2 separate regions of the Mus musculus genome follow, and region 2 is linked to region 1. A link is a loop called in an ENCODE intact Hi-C map of the cell type or tissue named here. Cell type or tissue: left cerebral cortex. All regions are shown on one strand. Each heading gives the region's core, and the rest is flanking DNA. Links, peaks and the distances in the headings are about the cores only.

Evidence for each region. Peaks named below come from ENCODE experiments on the same cell type or tissue, not always from the same donor. Only the 100,000 strongest peaks of a DNase experiment are listed, where the experiment ranks them.
Region 2: it touches region 1 in a loop (3-fold over the local background); 1 of 42 quality-filtered maps calls a loop at or near these places.

Annotation. Positions count from the first base shown.
Region 1 is chr6:30,505,176-30,514,619 of GRCm38, reverse strand. Tmem209 (transmembrane protein 209) reads left to right here and starts at 4,837. Exons shown (of 15, transcript NM_178625.4): 1 at 4,837-4,935; 2 at 5,818-5,954; 3 at 6,108-6,166; 4 at 7,703-7,834; 5 at 8,646-8,887. The coding sequence starts at 4,933. Ssmem1 (serine-rich single-pass membrane protein 1) reads right to left here and starts at 2,334. Exons shown (of 3, transcript NM_029373.4): 1 at 2,078-2,334. The coding sequence starts at 2,260. In left cerebral cortex, for the core only: no CTCF peak of the experiment used is centred there; a DNase peak (open chromatin) is centred at 4,837; H3K4me3 peaks cover 1,299 bases; H3K27ac peaks cover 1,555 bases.
Region 2 is chr6:31,033,721-31,043,164 of GRCm38, reverse strand. No RefSeq gene overlaps it. Among named protein-coding and RNA genes, the nearest start is that of Gm40359, 24 kb to the right of the region's middle. In left cerebral cortex, for the core only: CTCF peaks have their summits at 3,061 (motif pointing right) and 4,500 (motif pointing right); DNase peaks (open chromatin) are centred at 1,447, 4,543, 4,989 and 5,106; H3K4me3 peaks cover 756 bases; H3K27ac peaks cover 579 bases.

The DNA.
Region 1 (9,444 bases), core at 1,028-9,027:
TGTCTTGTGTCGGAGGATAACGACCACCAAGTTTCCACCACGAGTACCGATGCTTTAAGGTCTGTAAATAAAGGCCTACAGTTTCAACAGAGAAAACGAAGAAGTTCAAAGTGAGGGGAAAATTCCATCCTCCACGACCTTCTCTCCTATGGTTCTCAGATTTCAAATCTGGGACCCTTCAGGAGAAGCCTGCCAAACAACTGTAGCAGCCACAAGGACACAAAGTGAAAGGCGAAACCTCTAAGATAATTAAGGGTTTAATCAGGGCTGAATAGATCGAATTCAACATCTCAAACTATGCTTTGAAGTAAACAAATAGTACAGCAGGAAATCTGGATCCATTTCCTCCTGTCACTCTGTCACTAGCCACTTGTGTGACATTGGACAAGTCACTTAAATTCCTTGGGCCTTAACAACAACAGCAGCAGCAACCCTTGCCTACAGACAGAAGGCTGGACCCCAAGCTCCCCTACGGTCCTTCACATAGCTCTCTGACTCCAGACTGCTGATGTGAACAAGGGAACTGAAGACCAGCTGAAGAGCTAGACCTCTTAAACAGTCTTCAGGATGAAATTCCAGTGATCAATTTCAATTTTTTGTTAATTTTCTAAAGTAGCTTTTCTTGCCAGGCCAAATTCAATATACTTAGCTAGGGAGTCTAAAACACATATAAGCTATCACTATTCTAATTCTCCTTCTGGCAGAGTATTTACCTTAAGAAGCATTTAGACTTCAGATAAAACTTCTTGGCCAGGAGGTAGTAGGGGAAAGAGACTTTTTTTTATTATTAAAATGGAATCTACCTGGCACTGAAATAACAAACCTTCTCTTTTCCTCCATCCAGAGCTGATGGAACACTCAATCTTGCTGACCACTGGCAGCGGTGGGCTCTGGCTGTAATGCTAAATGGTGGGAGTAGCTTGATTAATCACCAGCCCAGTATTAATGGCCAGAAAAGATTCTGCGTCAGCAATTTGTAAGAGGTCAGTTGCTCATCATATGTTGAGGGCCACAGCCTTGATGATAAAGTGGACTATGACATCCCTAAGCTTCTAGCATTTTCTTTTGCTGATCTGTGACTTTAGCTCTGTTTAGTTTAGTTCTGTACCTTAATTTTATACAGAAGTTGTATTGCTGCATTCTAACTACTCCCCAAATCCTACCTGTGCTCTACCAATAACATTTACACCTTTGATTATAGAATAACATGGTTAGAAGAGGGATTTGAAAATTAGTAGTCAGTAGAGAGATTTATCTCAGCATTATACAGCAGATGAACAGAATGCAGACAATCTAAAACTTCAACTGCAAAATTTTATATTATAGTACAAGACAGAAAAATTATAGAATAGAAAGTGCTGTAGAGGGATGGAGAGATGGCTCAGTGGTTAAGAGCACTGACTGCTCTTCCAGAGGTCCTGAGTTCAATTTTCAGCAACCACATGGTGGCTCACAACCATCTGTAATGATATCTGATGCTTTCTTCTGAGGTGTCTGAAGACAGCTATAGTATACTTACATAAATAAATAAATAAATAAATAAATAAATCTTTTTTTTAAAAAAAAGAAGTGCTGTAGAGTGACTATAGCATGCGGAAGCGTTCACAAAATATCTAAGTTTAAACGTCAAGATATGAAAATACATACAATAGAAGCTAGACCAAACAAAGACAAAGGCAGACTACTGAGAAAAAGCAGGGAAAGAGTCACAAACTTCACAGTGTTTATCTCTACAGGAGTAGAGTGGTTTTCCTGTTCTTTATCCCTTTCAACAGCTTTAGATTCTCTAGCATGGGATTGCGCCATATTTGTTTGTGTTGTTTTTCAAGACAGAGTTTCTCAGTGTAGCCCTGACTGTCCTAGAACTCACTCTGTAGACCAGGCTGGACCAAACTCCCAGAGACCAGCCTGCCTCTGCCTCACCAGTGCTCACATCAAAGGCGTGGGCCACCAACATGCCTAAGGACTATCTCACTTATTAAACAAAATAAAAACCTTAAAATACATCAAACTACAGACAATGCAGTTAATGAAAGACCCCATAGAGATGTGATTTAGACCGAAAAGGATTCCCTACCCAGACGGAAGCGCGAGAGAAGAACATGAGGATCAGTATGATGATGAAGTACCAAAGCAGGAAACTTCCTATTGTCCCGCAAGAGTCATCCTTCCGGCACTCGGCATCCTGACTGGGCATGGTGAAACCGAGAGGTATGGGAGGGGGATCCACCTCCCAAAATAAAGACAAAAGGTGTCCCATGATAGCTTCTTGCTTAGAAAATAAACATGCTCAAAGGGATGAAGGTGACCGGGAACGATTTCCCTCCGTGACCTAGGACAACTTCCCTGGCAACCAATTATGACATAGACTTAAGCTACTGTTGCAGGTACTGATACATGTTCTTAGATGCCTTAGATGGGCAGATCTATCTAGAGGACCTCTAAGAGAGTTGATGGTATTTCTCAATATACTTCCTTCTGCGACCGAGGTTGAAATGTCCTTATCCTTTACTGCCATCTCTTTAAGTGTTCAAGGTCTTGGTTTTCACCAGTCTCTCTCTCTTTTTCAATGTGTACCACACCATTGTAAATTAACACACACAGTTCTAGTGCCTTCCAGACCACACTGAGTGTTCCCTAAACTTTAATGTTGACACCTTCAGTCCCATCTTGTATTTGGAGATAAGGCCAGAAAAGAGTATTGAAGAGAGAGAGCAGTAGGTAAAGGCGTATGATGCCAAGGCATGCGGCCTGCATTCGATCCTTGGGGCCCACGAGGTGGAAGCAGAATATTGACTCCACACCCTCAGTATGGCACATGTGCACTCACATGTAGGCACAACCACACACAAAATAAATGTCTCTTTAGAAAATTCCTCAAGAGCTCAAAGATGGTTCAATCAGGCCATGAGGATGGAGCCTTAATCTTACTGTAGTCTCAAGGAAGATGAAAGGACACCAAGAATTCACCAACCCAGGGGAAAGGCCACCAGAGAGAATAAGATGAAGCCACATAGACAAGCCAACACCACCTGTCTCAGAAGAAACCAGCCCTCCTCACATTCTGGTCTTAGATTCCATCTTCCCAAACCCTGTGTGGGAACAAAGTCTGGTGTTTTGGGGTTTTTTTTAAAGTACTGCCTAACTTTTTCTTTTGAAGGAGGCACTGGTGTTCTGGGATATTTGGTTATGATAACTCTAATAATACATAATGGTAACTATCAACTTCAGTGTGGCAAGTGTTTTTTAAGCCCCGGAAGAAATACACATTAGTTTATGGGTTACATTAAGAGAAAGAGATAGAGCCGGGCGTGGTAGCGCACGCCTTTGATCCCAGCACTCGGGAGGCAGAGGCAGGAGGATTTCTGTGTTCGAGGCCAACCTGGTCTAAAAGTGAGTTCCAGGACAGCCTGGGCTATACAGAGAAACTCTGCCTCGAAAAAAAACAAAAAAAGAGCAAGAGATAGAGAGGGAGGGAGCGGGAGAGAGAGGGAGAGGGAGAGGGAGGGAGAGACAGAAAGACAGAGAGACAGAGAGACAGAGAGAAACCACACCAAGGGCTGGTGAGATGGCTCAGCAAGTAGGAGCACTGACTACTCTTCTGAGGGTCCTAAGTTCAAATCCCAGCAACTGCATGGTGGCTCACAACCACCTATACTGAGATCCGACGTCCTCTCCTGGTGTGTCAGAAGACAGCTACATTGTACTTATGTACAATAATAAATAAATCTTTGGGCCTTTTTAGATAGACTTACATGTGGAGAAATGAGCTGTCATTTTGGATTTGACTGTATACTGACAGAATTGAACCTGTTCTCTTGGAACAATTGTCAAGTTAGTTCATCTCCAAATCTATGTCCAGATCCAAACATTGTACTAAGACAATATAAACATGATTTTAAAAAAAACCTAAAAACCTATTAGCTCTTTAAGAGCATACACTATGCACTACCACAATGAAACTTCATTTTCTTCTGTTTAATCTTGATATTTAGTTACTATCTTGAGACAATGTCATTATGGCTAGCTTTGGAACTCCAGAGGCACTTGCCCCCGCCTCTCGATTGCTGGGATTAAAGGCATGTATGTACCAAGGCCTGGCTGGCACACTTCTCCAGGCACTGGCTACGCTGGCCACTAGTTGGGCCAGTGCTGCCACTCCCAAGAAAGCTCTTCCAGAGTTGGACTTGCTTCCCTGTCCTCACCTGCAGGACACAGGCAAAGCTCTTTAGAACAATAGCCAGGAAGCCAAGCCCCCATCCCTGCCTCGTACTCCACACATGGCGTATTGTCAGAACTTGCACTAGCTACTAAGGAAAACCACTCACCTCCCTGGTGACTCTTTTCTCAGTTCTTTCAAAGAACATTCAGGGCAAAGGTGGGGTTTTGTTTGTTTGTTTGTTTTTAACCCCAAAACCACCACTAACTTCAATAGAACGTTCCAGTTTTTCTTCCTAATGCTGCATCCTCATAAGGTGGATATTTGAGAATTTACATTGGGTCAAACCAATTGAGGGAGAAAACACTTCAAAAGAGGAAAAATGCTTTGTCATTGCTGAGTGTGTCTAACACATCAGGCATGCTTGTATCCTACCAATTAGCCGTAGGGGGCCCTAGATAAAGCTACAATTAGTAATATCCAAACTTCAGCTTGCTACAATCATTACTTTTTACTAAGTGTTCAGAATCTGGTCTGAATTTTGCAGCTCAGCCTTTTCCTGCAGCTAAGTAGGAGGCACAAATCCGAGGGCGTTCCCCTGGCAACGATCGCGGCTCGGGTCCTTCTGCCCCACCCCTCTCCCTCTCGCGAGAAGAGAGGGCCCGGTTCTTCCGGTAACTGTAGCCCGGCTTGCCCGCCGCCGCCGCCTTAGTCTTGCCTCTGCGCATGTGCAGTAGGGAGTGGCGCGAGTCCACGGCTTCCTGCTGAAGAACATGGTGCGTTTGGGGGGGTTGTCTTGTGCTTCCTGGACATGGAGTCCGTGCTGTTCCCTCAGAGTTCCAAACCTAAAGTTGTGCCTGAGGTTCAGCCAGGGGATGATGTAGCTAGGAATCTTGCCACTTGTAGTGCAAGGGAAGAAAGACACATGAAGGATAATTATAAAGCTCGTACTGAGGTAGCCAGGGAGGGAAGCTCTCCGAGGAGAGTTTTGGCGCGGGGCAGGAAGGCGGGAAGGATGCTAATGTGCTCTAGAATATGACTCCCGGGAGCTGCCCTCTCAGTGATTGCAGAGCTGAGCCTAGCGAGACAAAGGAGATGACAGTTTTAGTAACCCAAACTGAACGCACGTGTTCCCGTTCCCGTCTCTCTCTTGACTCTTCACGTGAATAGTACCCGTCCACCCCGTGAGAAAAGCTTTACAATTTCATCACCAAAAGGAGATGCTAAGCCTGTATCACTCCATGGTCAAGGTTAGGGTCTGACACAGTAATGACAAAAGTTGATATCTGGTGTCTCTTCATCTAGATGTAGTAACTCGAAGCAGAGACAAAAGAACTCTTTGCGAACTTAATAACAAACCATTACATTATGTAGCAAAACATTTTAATTTATTGGAACCATTAGCTTCTCTGAAATAACCAGCAAGTTCCCTGCTGATTTTTCTGTGGTACCTAAGAAGATATTTCAGGGTTGTGTATACTAATATTAAAGTTTCATATACTAATATTAAAGGGGAAAGTTGGGGAGAAATTTTAAAGAAGAGAAAAGTTGGGGGGGGGAGCAGTTACTTTACAACAGACATTTTTGATTTCTTAAGAGTAGTTTCTTTTCATTTCAGGCTGTTTTGTTTTTTTGTTTTTTGTTTTGCCTTTGAATAGATGCAAGGAGACGTAAGCCCCAATCCTTCCCTTATTGACAGAACCATCAAGATGAGAAAAGAAACAGAAACTAGGAAAGTGGTTTTAGCTTGGGGACTCCTAAATGTATCCATGGCTGGAATGATATATACTGAAATGTAAGTTAATCAGCCCATAAGTGAAAATTTTAACTATTGTTGGCTGGCACTGTGGCTTTTTATATTTGTTTTGGTTTTAAGTGTTTGGTTGGTTTGTGGTGGGCGTGTTATTTATTTATTTAAATAACTGGAAAGCCTTTCTAATCTTTTCAGGACTGGAAAGTTAATCAGTACATATTATAATGTGACATACTGGCCCCTCTGGTATATCGGTAAGTAATTTCCACTATAATTTAGATTTACTACATATGAAAACTTGCTTGTAAATTTAATTCAGCTTAGTATTCATTCTTTTATTCAGACAAATGAGTTCTTACTCAGTTTCCCAAAGTCATGAGTCTAGTGAAGGAACGAGGTAACCCCTTTTATGGAAAGAACATTCTAGTAGGAGGCTGAGTCAGAAGGATTACTTCAAGTCTGAGGCCAGCCTGGGATAAATTGCAGAACCCTGTCTCAAAAACAAACAACAACAAAAACACACCAAAATAGAAGCCAGGTATGGCAGAATATCTAGTCCCGGTACTTGGGAGGGAGAAGGAATCAGACATGGAGGCCAGCCTGGCACCTGAGACCACCTCTCTAAGGTCAAAGCTATAAACAATACCGAGTTGGGAAGTTAGGAGTCCTACCACGAAAAATAAAGCATGGGAGGGGGGTAAGGTTCACCTTTGCCACACCTGAAAACCCTCTGCTTCAGGATTACATCAGAGTCATCCTTGGGATATAAAGAGCCCTGGAGAGCCTGGAAGTGGTAGCACACACCTTTAATCACAGCGTTCAGGAGGCAGAGGCAGATAGATCTCTGAGTTTAAAGTCAGCCTGGTCTATACAGAGAAAGCCTGTCTTGGGGTGAAGGGGTTTCTATCATCCAGGAATAGAGAGATGACTCAGAGGTTAAGAGCACTATGACTTTTGCACAGTACCAGGTTTGGTTCCTGGTACCCCCAAGGTGACTCAATCAACTCCAGTTCTAGGAGGTCCAATACATGTCATCAAAACACTCATACACATAAAAATAACTTTGAGTTTGTTTCTAGTCTTATTAGAGTGGGTGTGGCAGATGGAAAAGGAAGGGAGTTGGGATCTTTAGGTGTAAGAATCATGGCTCGCTAGTAAGCTAGGGGCTCTCTAACACTCACTTGGTGACTAAAATGAAAGTAAGAATTGTGTTGTGCAGTTATAAGAATTAGTAATAGTTGAAAACTCACCAGTAAATCCTCTGCATCTGCCACTCTAATTAAGTGGTATCTGGTTTGAGGAAGAAGAAAATAGTTTTTAATTTTTGATGTTAATTTGCTAAACTACGAAGCAATTTTTATTCCCCAACCAAAATGAAACTGGGACCATTTTGCTTTTAAAATAATAAATTGGGGACTGGTGAGATGGCTCAGTGAGTAAGAGCACCGACTGCTCTTCTGAAGGTCCTGAGTTCAGATCCCAGCAACCACATGGTGGCTCATAACCATCTGTAACAAGATCTGACACCCTCTTCTGGAGTGTCTGGGGACAGCTACAGTGTACTTACATATAATAAATAAATAAATCTATTATAATAATAATAATAATAAATTGGAGCTGGAGAGGTGACTTACCCATTATGGCACTTGGTACCGGACATTGTGACCTGAGTTTGATCCCCAAAACTGACATGGTGAAAAAAGAGAACCAACAAGTTGTCCTCTGACCTCCACATGCCCCCAAATAAGTGAGGAGAATATCTTAATAATAAAGTTACCGGTTTCTTCTAGAACTCGCACTTGCATCGCTCTTCAGTCTTAATGCCTTGTTTGATTTTTGGAGATACTTCAAATATACCGTAGCACCAACAAGTCTGGTAGTTAGCCCCGGACAGCAAGCACTGTTAGGGTTGAAACAGGCTGGTAAGTATTGTGGGGGAGGGGAGCTGGGGGGAGCAGGGGGTAGTCCTTTATCTATTTTCCCTTTTTATAGACTGAGCTAGAAGGCCATCTATTACATAAAGCCAGTTTATAGGAAATTCTGATACAATTATCATTGTTATTTCTGTGAATTGAGTGGAACATCAAATAACATTGTGCAAATATATTTTACTCTTTTAAACATTGTAGAAGTAGTAAACAGCCAGTTAGTTCTAATTGTATAATAATGCTTCCTGTGATTTTATAGCCAGAACCTGCAGTTTTTTTTCTCCTTGGGAGGCAGGGGGGGATTGAGTTCCTTAATTTTGTTTTTAATTTTATATTTTTAAAACTTGCCTATGTTCTAAATTTTAATTTTTTTATTTATTTGGTGTCTCTTTAGCCTTGGCTGTCCTGGAACTCAATATATATATATACCAGGCTGGCCTGGCCTCAGATGCACCTGCCTCTACCTTCTGAGTGTTTGGATTAAAAGCTTGTGCCACTGTGCTGAGCCCTTAAATCTGCTCTCATAATTTTATTTATACTCAAGAGACTGAGGCAGGAAGAGTTTAAGGTCAAGGCTAGCCTGAGTTACATAACATAACCTAATTTTTAAATTTTTGTTTCAATTTAAATATATATTGATAGCCTTTGATCCCAGCACTTGGGAGGCAGAGACAGGAAGAGTTTGAAGTCAGCCTGAACTACAGAGTGAGTTCCAGGACAGTAAGGGCTACACAGAGAAACCCAGTCTACAAAAACAAGAAAGCAAATAAATACTATGTAATAATTTATTTTCTTTCCCTTCTAGTTGTGCAGACTACACCTCCCCGTGATTTGGCAGCAACCCAAATCTCTCCATCTCCACCTTCCCCTTCGATTCAAGGTCAAAGTGTGTTAAGTTATAGCCCATCTCGTTCACCCAGTACCAGTCCCAAGTTTGCCACCAGCTGTATGACTGGGTATAGCCCTCAACTGCAAGGCCTGTCGTCAGGAGGCCTTGGCTCTTACAGCCCTGGTGTGACTTACTCGCCTGTCAGTGGCTACAATAAGGTAATGACTCTTTCTGTTTGCCTGGTATTGCTACTCCAGAATTGGGAATTGCACTAAGATCGTCCAGACTTTGCATTTAGTTGGTGAGGAAACTGAAGGACAGTTGATTGTCTAAATCATCCATGAAGAGCCAGAAAAGAAAGCAAGTTTCCTGTCCCTCAGTCAGGAGTTCTTTAACCATGAACATTTTGGGGAGTAGTAAAGCATAGTGGTCACCAGCTGGTTTCAGCAGGCTTGAAGGGTAATATGAGTCTTCGAAGCATGTTTTCCCTTTTCAAGCTGTCTGTGTGAAGGCTTCACTTTCTCTTGTAGAATTTTAACCCTTCTGTCATGCACATGCTCTGAGCTCACACCTGGGATCCTCATGTGGCTTGCTTCTGCAGTGTGGACACTTGCTGTGTCATGGGTAGAAATCCTTTTCCTTAGTGACATCAGCGCTGGTCTAAATTTTTCTAGGATGTCCCTAACAAAATGTGTAGGCTGAAACTTTAATTCTGGCCAGGCAGTGGTGGCGCATGCCTTTCATCCTAGCGATTAGGAGGCAGAGGCAAGTGATA
Region 2 (9,444 bases), core at 535-8,534, 530 kb before region 1:
CTCAGGAGCATAAACAATATATTTCATTTCTAGGCCAAATACTGGTGGCCATTTCATGGACTTCAGAGCTGTCTCTAAGTCCAGCACGACAGCAGACCTCGTTTCAGACAGTAGATGCTCCCTCCACCTTGAGTGAGGACATCATGGATCAAGGACTTCTACCAACCCACAAAGTACAGAACCAGCAAGATGTAAACCTGTCCCCATTTTAAGCCACTGCTGCATGAAGATAGCATAGTAGCATCATGAAGATGGTGAGTAACCATTTCACACGAGCCCCATTCTGCGAAGACGACTCTGGAATGTGCGGAGGAAGAACATGTCTAACTGTGAAAACTTCCAAGTACAAAGACCCTGTCGTGGAACTGAAGGACAGAAAGCACACCGGGGAACATAGGAAGAAGAGACCGGTAAGCGCTGGGGCCAGAGGGGAAGGCAGAGGTCCGAGCGCTGCAGGCAGGAGGATGACAGCATGTTGATCCTGTCTGAAAGGGCTCACTCTGTCTGCAGCATGGAGAGTTATTTAGAGGGCAAGTCTGAAACCACAGAACCCACTTACAGAGCCACAGCAATGAGAGATGATGCTGCAAAGCAAAAGAGAAATGGATTTTTGTTTTTTGAGCTCAGGTTGGGCTCAGAGTCCCCAACTCCTGCTTTAGGTTGTTGAATGCTGGAGCACAGGCGTAAGCCATGGAACTCCGCTAGCAACAGGATTTAAGAGGGTATGTTTTGTACCAGACTGAACTTGCAAAAGGATGGAAAAATAGAGTGGGGGAAGAGCCAGCCCAGTGAGAAAAGGCAGTGGCCACATAAGCCTGATGACCCACCATCATGTCCAAATGTGGTGGCCTTCATCTGTAATCCCAGCATCCCTACTTCAAGATGGGAGAGGATAATTTGCCTAGAGACTCATGGACCAACTAAGGTACAAAGAGCAACAGAGAGCAACCTGCTCCAGCAAGGTGGGAAGAGAGAACCAACTCTGACCTTCACACACACACACACACACACACACACACACACACACACACACACCGTGACCTATGTGTACCCACATTCTCATGTAAGTTAATTAATGTTAAAAATAAATATTAAAAGCAGAGATCAAAGGGAAAAGACCCCAGATGCCTCTGGTGTTCTTGGTTGTCTATGTCGGGGTCATGGACCAAAGAGGGAACAAAAGAAAAACAGTTTTGAAGAGAGGAAATGAGGTTTGGGTTTGGTTATTCACTGCACAATGGCACACATAAGTTAATTATACCATCAAAAAGACACTGAAGATGTATATATTTGAAAGTTACTAGCATGTAAGTGGTATTTAAGTCAAAGATCTAGATCCAATCATCTAAAAGGGAATATAAATAGCAAAAAGATATAAAGATTTGAGAAAAATGACAGGCAACATATGGCCACTGAAGTCACAAGAAGCAAGTGTGTCTTGAATGCTTTTGAGAGAGTGAGGCGTAGGGGAAGGGATGATGTCTGACACAGGGAGGGATGGGGAAGCTTTGACTCGATTGCATTCTGGAAGGGAAAGCCAGGCAACAGGAACGGAGGAGTGATTGGGAGAAAAGGGAGAAAGAAGATAAACTCATGATGGCTTTCACTCTGGAGGTACCAGTGATGAGAGAGACCAAGTATCCTTTAAGATTAGAGATGATAGTGGGGGCGGGGGTGGGGTGGGGTGCTGGTGGAGGAAAACCAGGAGAAAAGGAGGTTCCTTCCTGGGAAGAGATGAATTGGTCCCCAGCAGAAGATGAGACATCCTGCAGTCGCGTGTACCAAAGGCAGGTAGATGGGCTTGTTGTTAGAACTACAACCAGGGCTTTCTCCCCAGGTATGGCAACGACCTGACTTATGAGCAGAAGAAATGAAATAGTGTTTATCAGGATAGAAACCACAAGAGTTCCATGAAACAAGTTAACGGGAAACAGCGAGTCTTCATTCATTTTAAGTATTAAACAAACAAACAAAAAAGAGTCCCCCGAGAATGCAAGTAGAAAATAGGGTTTACCAAGCACAAGCCAGGTTTCACTTCTGATCCAGTTGGAGCCCTCTGCCTAGCTCCTCTATGTCCAGTTAATTCTCCCAATGAGACAACGGTGAGAGATGGATATACAACATATGCTTAAAACATGAGGGGAGCTTGCAACTCGGAGGGAGCGGAAGGGACGAGGCCAGGGAGAGAGCATGGCAAAAGCCAGCCAGCCCCACAGGAGGTGACAGACAGAACCAACAATCACATATGTAGAATATTCAATAGAGTGAGCCGATAAGTTATTAGTATGGATAAATTTTAATATGAAATAATAACATGATACTAATGTTAAAAAGTCAGTCTCACTGGGGAGGTAGCTCAGGAATAGAGTACTTGTCAAGATTGTACCTCTAGCTCTGCAGGAAAAAAATATGTGTATGAATACACACACACACACACACACACACACACACACACACACACACACACATATTTCTATCCTGGGCCTGGTTAGATGGCTCATCAGTTAAAAGTGTTCAATACTCTGGCAGAGGACAGAGTTCAGTTTCCAGCACCCACATCAGGTGCTCACAACCACCGTTAGCTCCGGGTGCAGGGGCTCCACTTCCTGCTCACAAACACATACATAAAGACAAATCTCTTTTTTACAAGCTGTCTCTTGGGGCTGGAGAGATGGCTAAGTGGATAAGAGCACTTGCTTCTCTTCCAAAGAGGACCTGAATTTGGTTCCCAGCACCCACATCAGGCTGCTCACAGCTGCCTGTAACCCCAGCGCCAGGGGATCTGAGGTCTCTGCCCTCTGTGGACACCTGCACTCATGCACCACAGCCACGTGCAGAGACGTGAACCTATATAGAGTCTTAAATGGTGAAAATAAATCCATAAAGAAAAAATTACCTTTGTGTACAACAACAAAACTTAAAATGAACAAACACCCAGTCTGGCTTCCCGAGTAGTTGTCGTTCTTCCTCCTCCTCTTTCTTGTATTTTCTTTTCTTTTTCTTTTTTTAAGATTTATTTATTTATTTTATGAGTACACTGCTGCCATCTTCAGACACACCAGAAGAGGGCATCAGATCTCATTACAGATGGTTGTGAGCCACCATGTGATTGCTGGGAATTGAACTCAGAACCTCTGAAAGAGCAGCCAGTGCTCTTAACCACTGAGCCATCTTTCCAGCCCCCCCCTCTTGTTCTTGTTTGTTTGTTTGTTTGTTTGTTTGTTTGTTTTTCGAGACAGGGTTTCTCTGTGTAGCCCTGGCTGTCCTGGAACTCACTCTGTAGACCAGTCTGGCCTCGAACTCAGAAATCTGCCTGCCTCTACCTCTCTCGTGTATTTTCTAAGGATGGACACAGTGATGTCTTCTATCCTCTACATTCTTTTTAATTCCTGTTTCTGGAATGCTAAGCCCGGGCGTTGTTTCCTGATATCCTCACAGTGCATGTCCCTGCTTTGTTCGTATCCCGGCTCCCAGCCTTCCCCATCCCTGGCTTCATGGTCTATGAGCACAGACAGTGTTGGGGAACATGTGAACAGTGAAGGAAATGCTTATGATCAGAGTGATAAATGGATGAAAATGAGTAGACTCAGCTGGGTGTTGGTGACTCACACCTCTGAGGCCAGCACCAGGTCTGTGAATTTCAGGTCAGTCTGGTTTACCTAGTGAATTCCAGGTTAGCTGGGGCTAAATAGTGAGACCCTGTCTTAAAATAGAGGGGTTAGTGGTGGGATTGGCCATTAAGGTTGGATGTAGAAGGTAATTTTCCTCAATATAATAAAGTTTAGCCCAAGAGTCACTAAAGAATTACGGACCTGTGCACATTTAGCGTTTTATTAAAGCATAGCATTCATATGTAAATATTATACACGTAGTAAGCTGTGGCTCATTGGATCTCCACAAAGTGAGCACCATCTCACAATTACCACACAGATCAGGAAATAAAACATTATTAGCAGCCAGTGAGGTTTCTTTCTTAATTAAAAACAGTAACTTACACAGAAGTGGATGCTCACAGTCAGCTATTGGATGGAACACAGGGCCCCCAATGGAGGAGCTAGAGAAAGTACCCAAGGAGCTGAAGGGATCTGCAACCCTATAGGTGGAACAACAATATGAACTAATCAGTACCCCGGAGCTCGTGTCTCTAGCTGCATATGTAGCAGAAGATGGCCTAGTCGGCCATCAGTGGGAAGAGAGGCCCCTTGGTCTTGCAAACTTTATATGCCCCAGTACAGGGGAACGCCAGGGCCAAGAAGTGGGAGTGGGTGGGTAGGGGAGTGGGGGAGGGGTAGGGTGTGGGGGACTTTTGGGATAGCATTGGAAATGGAAATGAAGAAAATACCTAATTAAAAAAAAATAAACCCAGTAACTTGTAGGGTAAAATCAAAAGACAGCTATAAAAAATAATAAGAAAGAAAGAAAGAAAGAAAGAAAGAAAGAAAGAAAGAAAGAAAGAAAGAAAGAAAGAAAGAAGCCACAATTCTTCTAAGTCAACAGAAGAGGGTGCTCGTGAGCCAGCATTGTGACAAATCATCTCACTTAACCCTTCCTGGTCAGCGAGCCTGGGAAGAGAAAGAAAATTTCCAAATGGATGGGAAACTATGAACACTTAAAACTGCTAGAGATAGATAGATAGATGATATATAGATATATAGATAGATAGATAGATAGATAGATAGATAGATAGATAGATAGATAGAGGCAGGCAGACAGATTGAAAATAAAACCTCCTTTCCACAAAATGAAACAGAAAGAAACACATTAACAGCCTGAATCCTTCACAGACACAAAAAGAAAGCAACTACACATTCAAATGAGCAGTACAACGCTAGACAGACAGACAGACAGACAGACAGACAACACGGGAAAATCTAAACAAGAGTGTGTCTCAGAGATGGAAAAGCTGGTTTGAACCAGACTTCCTGCCAAGTGGCAGCCATGGTTCCATTCAAAACAGTTGGACCGGGGCGGTGGGAGAGGCTTGGCAGGGAGGCGAACAGCACTGCGTAAGTTTCCCCCGCTTAGATGGCTGTTGGCCTGAGGGCAAGCCACAATCCATGCCTTCAACTGACTAAGCCGTGCCACAGGCTCACTACGTCGCACTGAAGAGATGCCGTGCCATGCTGTCTGAGGCAAGCATCACAGGTACAAAGGGGAGGCTTTTAGAGGTCCTGTCACGTGCGGAGGTAGCCCCCAGTGTCTCCCAGTGTGACCTGACGTGGGGATACGGTCATGGGGATTACTAGTCCTGATAAAGCCTTGCTGGAGTAGGTGGTCCCTCATCCACAGTGACCGTGTCTTGAGGGGAAACGTGGGTGCCAGCAAATGCGGGGCGAACAGCGTGAGGGTGGAGAGCAGCAGGAGAATACATTTTCAAAGTCTGGTAAATACCAGAAGGCCGCTTTAAAGGGTCAAGAGGACAGACTACATATTAAAGCAAAGCGCGGGGGAAACGGAACAATAAAATATTTCGTAAAGCAAATGTCAGCCATTTCTGTGCAAGTAAGAAGACACTCACCAGGGTGGAGAGCTAGCCCCTCCCCCTCCCAGTCCCCACAGGCTGACCAGCTCAGCTACCACCAAAGCCCAGATCCAGGGCTCTGAGTTGGTGCACCCCAACATTTGCTTCATCAATGAACTGCTGAAGTGAGTGAAGGGGCTGGTCCTGCAGATCCAAGGCTGCAGTATCTCCGTGACCCAGGACAACCACAGGGTATCTGAGAGGAGGCTGTCCCAGTGAGGATCCAGTATTGATGGTGTAGGGGAAGCCAGAGGCCTGGGACCGCAGCAATGACTCTGCAATGAACATTTGTGAGCCAAGAAATGTGGACAAACATTGTGACATACTACAGCTTCCACAATGAGATTTTTATAAAATCTGTTAGGGGGAAAGTTACAAGTGTGTAGGGCGGGTACAAGAGGAAGGAGAGATGAGTGGGATTGGGGTGCCTGATGTGGCATTCACAAAGAACCAATAATAATAATAATAATAATAATAATAATAAAAGACACTCATGTCTCAAAGAAAAGTACAGGTTCACTGCAGAACAAATGTCAGCTGGAGATGTATTCAGGAGACAGAGGCAGAGTGATTGCAAACGGCTAAAATGGAGGAGATAGGAAAGTATAACAGGCTTGCAAAGCCACACGAAAGCAAGATATGGAGAATAAGATCAGAAAGCATTGGGAAACATGTTTCAAATGAAAAGCACATTTTTCATTTTGAGACAGGATCTCTCTGAATAGCCCAAGCTGTCCTGGAACTTGCTCTGTAAACCAAGCTGGTCTTAAACTCTCAGAGATCTACCTGAGTGCTGGCATTAAAGGTATTTGCCACCACCGCCCATCGAGTAGCAGAATTCTTGATGATGCCAAGGACCATGAGGCACAATGATGTCACACATCACAATGATGTCACACGTCACTGGCCCCATAACAGCACCTCTGTTTACTACAGAAAGTCATGGGTACATAAGGGCAAATACACAAGATCTCACTAAAACTGGAAGGTTGTTAGCACAACACAGGACACAGGTCAAATGGGAATAAATGAGATTACAGAAAATCTAATCATGATCATCAATGGACTGAAGACACAGCAAGGCAGACATATGCACACATACACCCTCATGGCCCACCCCGCCCCAATAGCATAGCCCTACCTCAAAAGCATGCTGGGTAATTAGTTCTCTTACACCTCAGAGCCTCCTGAAGACCACTGAGATGTCGTCATGGGCTGAATGTGAAACCCTCTAAATCTACGTGTGGAAGCCTGGTCCTCCAATCTGATGATATTTGGAGATAAAACTTCTAGTAGACACTTGTGTTTAGGTGAGGCCACGACTGTGGAAAGGACTGTCGTTGTAGGATTAGTGGCTATCTTAGGGTTTTACTGCTGTGAAGAGACATCATGACCAAGGCAAGTTTTATAAGGACAACATTTAATTGGGGCTGGCTTACAGGTTCAGAGGTTCAGTCCATTATCATCAAGGCAGGAACATGGCAGCATCCAGGCAGGCATGGTGCAGGAGGAGCTGAGAGTTCTACATCTCCATCTGAAGACTGCTAGCAGAATACTGACTTCCAAGCAGCTAGGATGAGTGTCTTAAATCCCATGCCCACAGTGACACGCCTACTCCAACAGGGCCACACCTTCTAATCCTGCCATTCCCCTGGGCCGTGCATATATAAACCAACACAGTGGCCTTATAAGAATAGACAACAAAGGATTTTTTTGTCTCCCTCCTGTCCCACCTTGATCCCTTCCCTTCTCTAATGTGTAGGATCTTAGCAGTCAAAATATCCAAGACCCAGGTTGCAGCCCAGTGGTAGATCCCTGGCTTCACGTGCTCAAGGCCCTGGGTTCAGTCCCCAGCACTGAACAGACAAACGTCAGCAGTGTGTGGTCTGAAGAACAGAGAAGGAAAATGTGAGAAGAACCTCAGAGGCACACAACTCCTCCACTCACGCCGGTGCCCTCAGGAGAGTGAGAGGAAAGGAGTGAGGACGAAAACCTTCAGAGGTGTTATGCAAAGAATTAATCTGCACACTAGTAAATGGCATGAATTCCAAGCAAGCTGATATCAAATGCCAGAGGCTGGGGTGTGGACAGCAAGGTAGCAAAGAAGGCTCCCCCCAGTATCTGTCCCCTTGAAAAACTCCCCTTGGATAACTCTGCTCAGGACACCTTGGCACACTTTAAGGAGGGATGAGGTGAGAGGGCCCGCATGGAGCACAGACACTTTTGAGGGGAGGATGGGCAGCTTCACATCCCCACCCCTCCCCCTCAGCGTGAGGGGGGAAGAGGTGGATGAGCACCCAGCCTGGCTAAGAACAAGGCCCAGCCAAGAACCCTGGAGGGAGAAGCGAACTCCATAAAACTTAACTAGCAAAAAGGAGATAAATCTAAATGTAACTATGAGATAGAAAGCACTAAGGTTATAAAGTTATAAGAGAAGCGGAACACTTCATTAGTGAGTGCCCCGTGGCCAGCAATGTTACCCTGGGGTTACAGACGCAAGGAAACAAACTCAGTATGTCAGAGCCATGCTTACATTCCTATGATCACGGCTGCTCCAAGCAGTCCAGTGCAGACTGAGCCTGGTCCCTGGCGGCTGAGTGACAGGGAGGCGTACAGTGGATTGCTGTGCAGCCCAAAGCGAAAGGGATCCTGTCATTTGTCACAAGCTTGACCTGGAGGACATGATGCCAAGGGAAATAACCTAGACACAGTATAAACCCCGCAGTGTGCTCATTGATATGCAGAATCTACACGAGATGAAATCAGAGAAGCGGAGTATAGGATGGGGGTTGCTAGGAGCTGCGGAGTTGCTGGGGACATGGGAGCTGTTGGTTAAAAGATAGGAAGAAAGTTCTGGAGAGCCAGCCAACAGCATGACTACTATAGTCAATACTCTACTGTACATCAGAAATTTGCTGATAGCAGATCTTAAATATTCTCACCACACCTGCACAGATGTTTACTGTGATGGTAGATGATATGCTGCTAACTTGCTGAGGTGGTCATGCTGTCTGGCCACAGCCAAATTAAATTAGAAGTCAATGGTAAGAGAAGTGGAGAAACCCCATACATTAGGAGAACTTGAATTATTAACTCATAGAGGAAACCAAGTAAAGGTGTATATTACAGAAACCCCCATTTGTGGAATTATATAACTCTAACTATAAAATTTAAAAATTAAGCCATGGAACCTGGCATGGTGGAGCATACCTTTATAATCCCAGCACTCGGGAGGCGGAGGCAGGTGGAGTTCTGAGTTTGAGGCCAGCTTGGTCTACAAAATGAGTTCCTGGACAGCCAGGGCTATACAGAGAAACCCTGTCTCAAAAAAAAAAAAAAAAAAAAAATTAAGCCATGGAAGACAGACTATAGATTGTGTAAAAATGTATGCTTGATAGATAGATAGATCTGAACTAATTAAAGATTTCAATCAGAACTGAATTTACAGAGTGTATGCAAATTAGTAAAAGATAATCCAAATTAAAATACTCAAGCTATTTGGGAAACACTTGATAACGAGGATGGGGCGGTCAGTAAATACCTGAGAAGGCACTCGGTCTCATTATTCATCAGGGAGTTATGAGAAAAAACCACAGACAGGATACCACTTCACACCCCTTCGGATGCTGTTAAAAATAAAATAACCAGTTCACTCATTAACCACTGAGTCAGGGTTGAAACTGAGACCACTTTGGAAAATGTTTCAATAATTACCTTCTATAGGATGGAGGAATTCCACAGCACATCCCCAAGAGAAATGGAAGTCCATCTTCCGAAAATTACTTAGGCACATATTTATATATATTTATTCATAATAAACAAAGTCTAGAAATAACGAAATGTTCATCAGGCAAATAAGGAAACAGTGATATACTACTCCCCAGGGAGGTGGACCGGATTGGAAAGTTAAAGCAGGTTCTTGT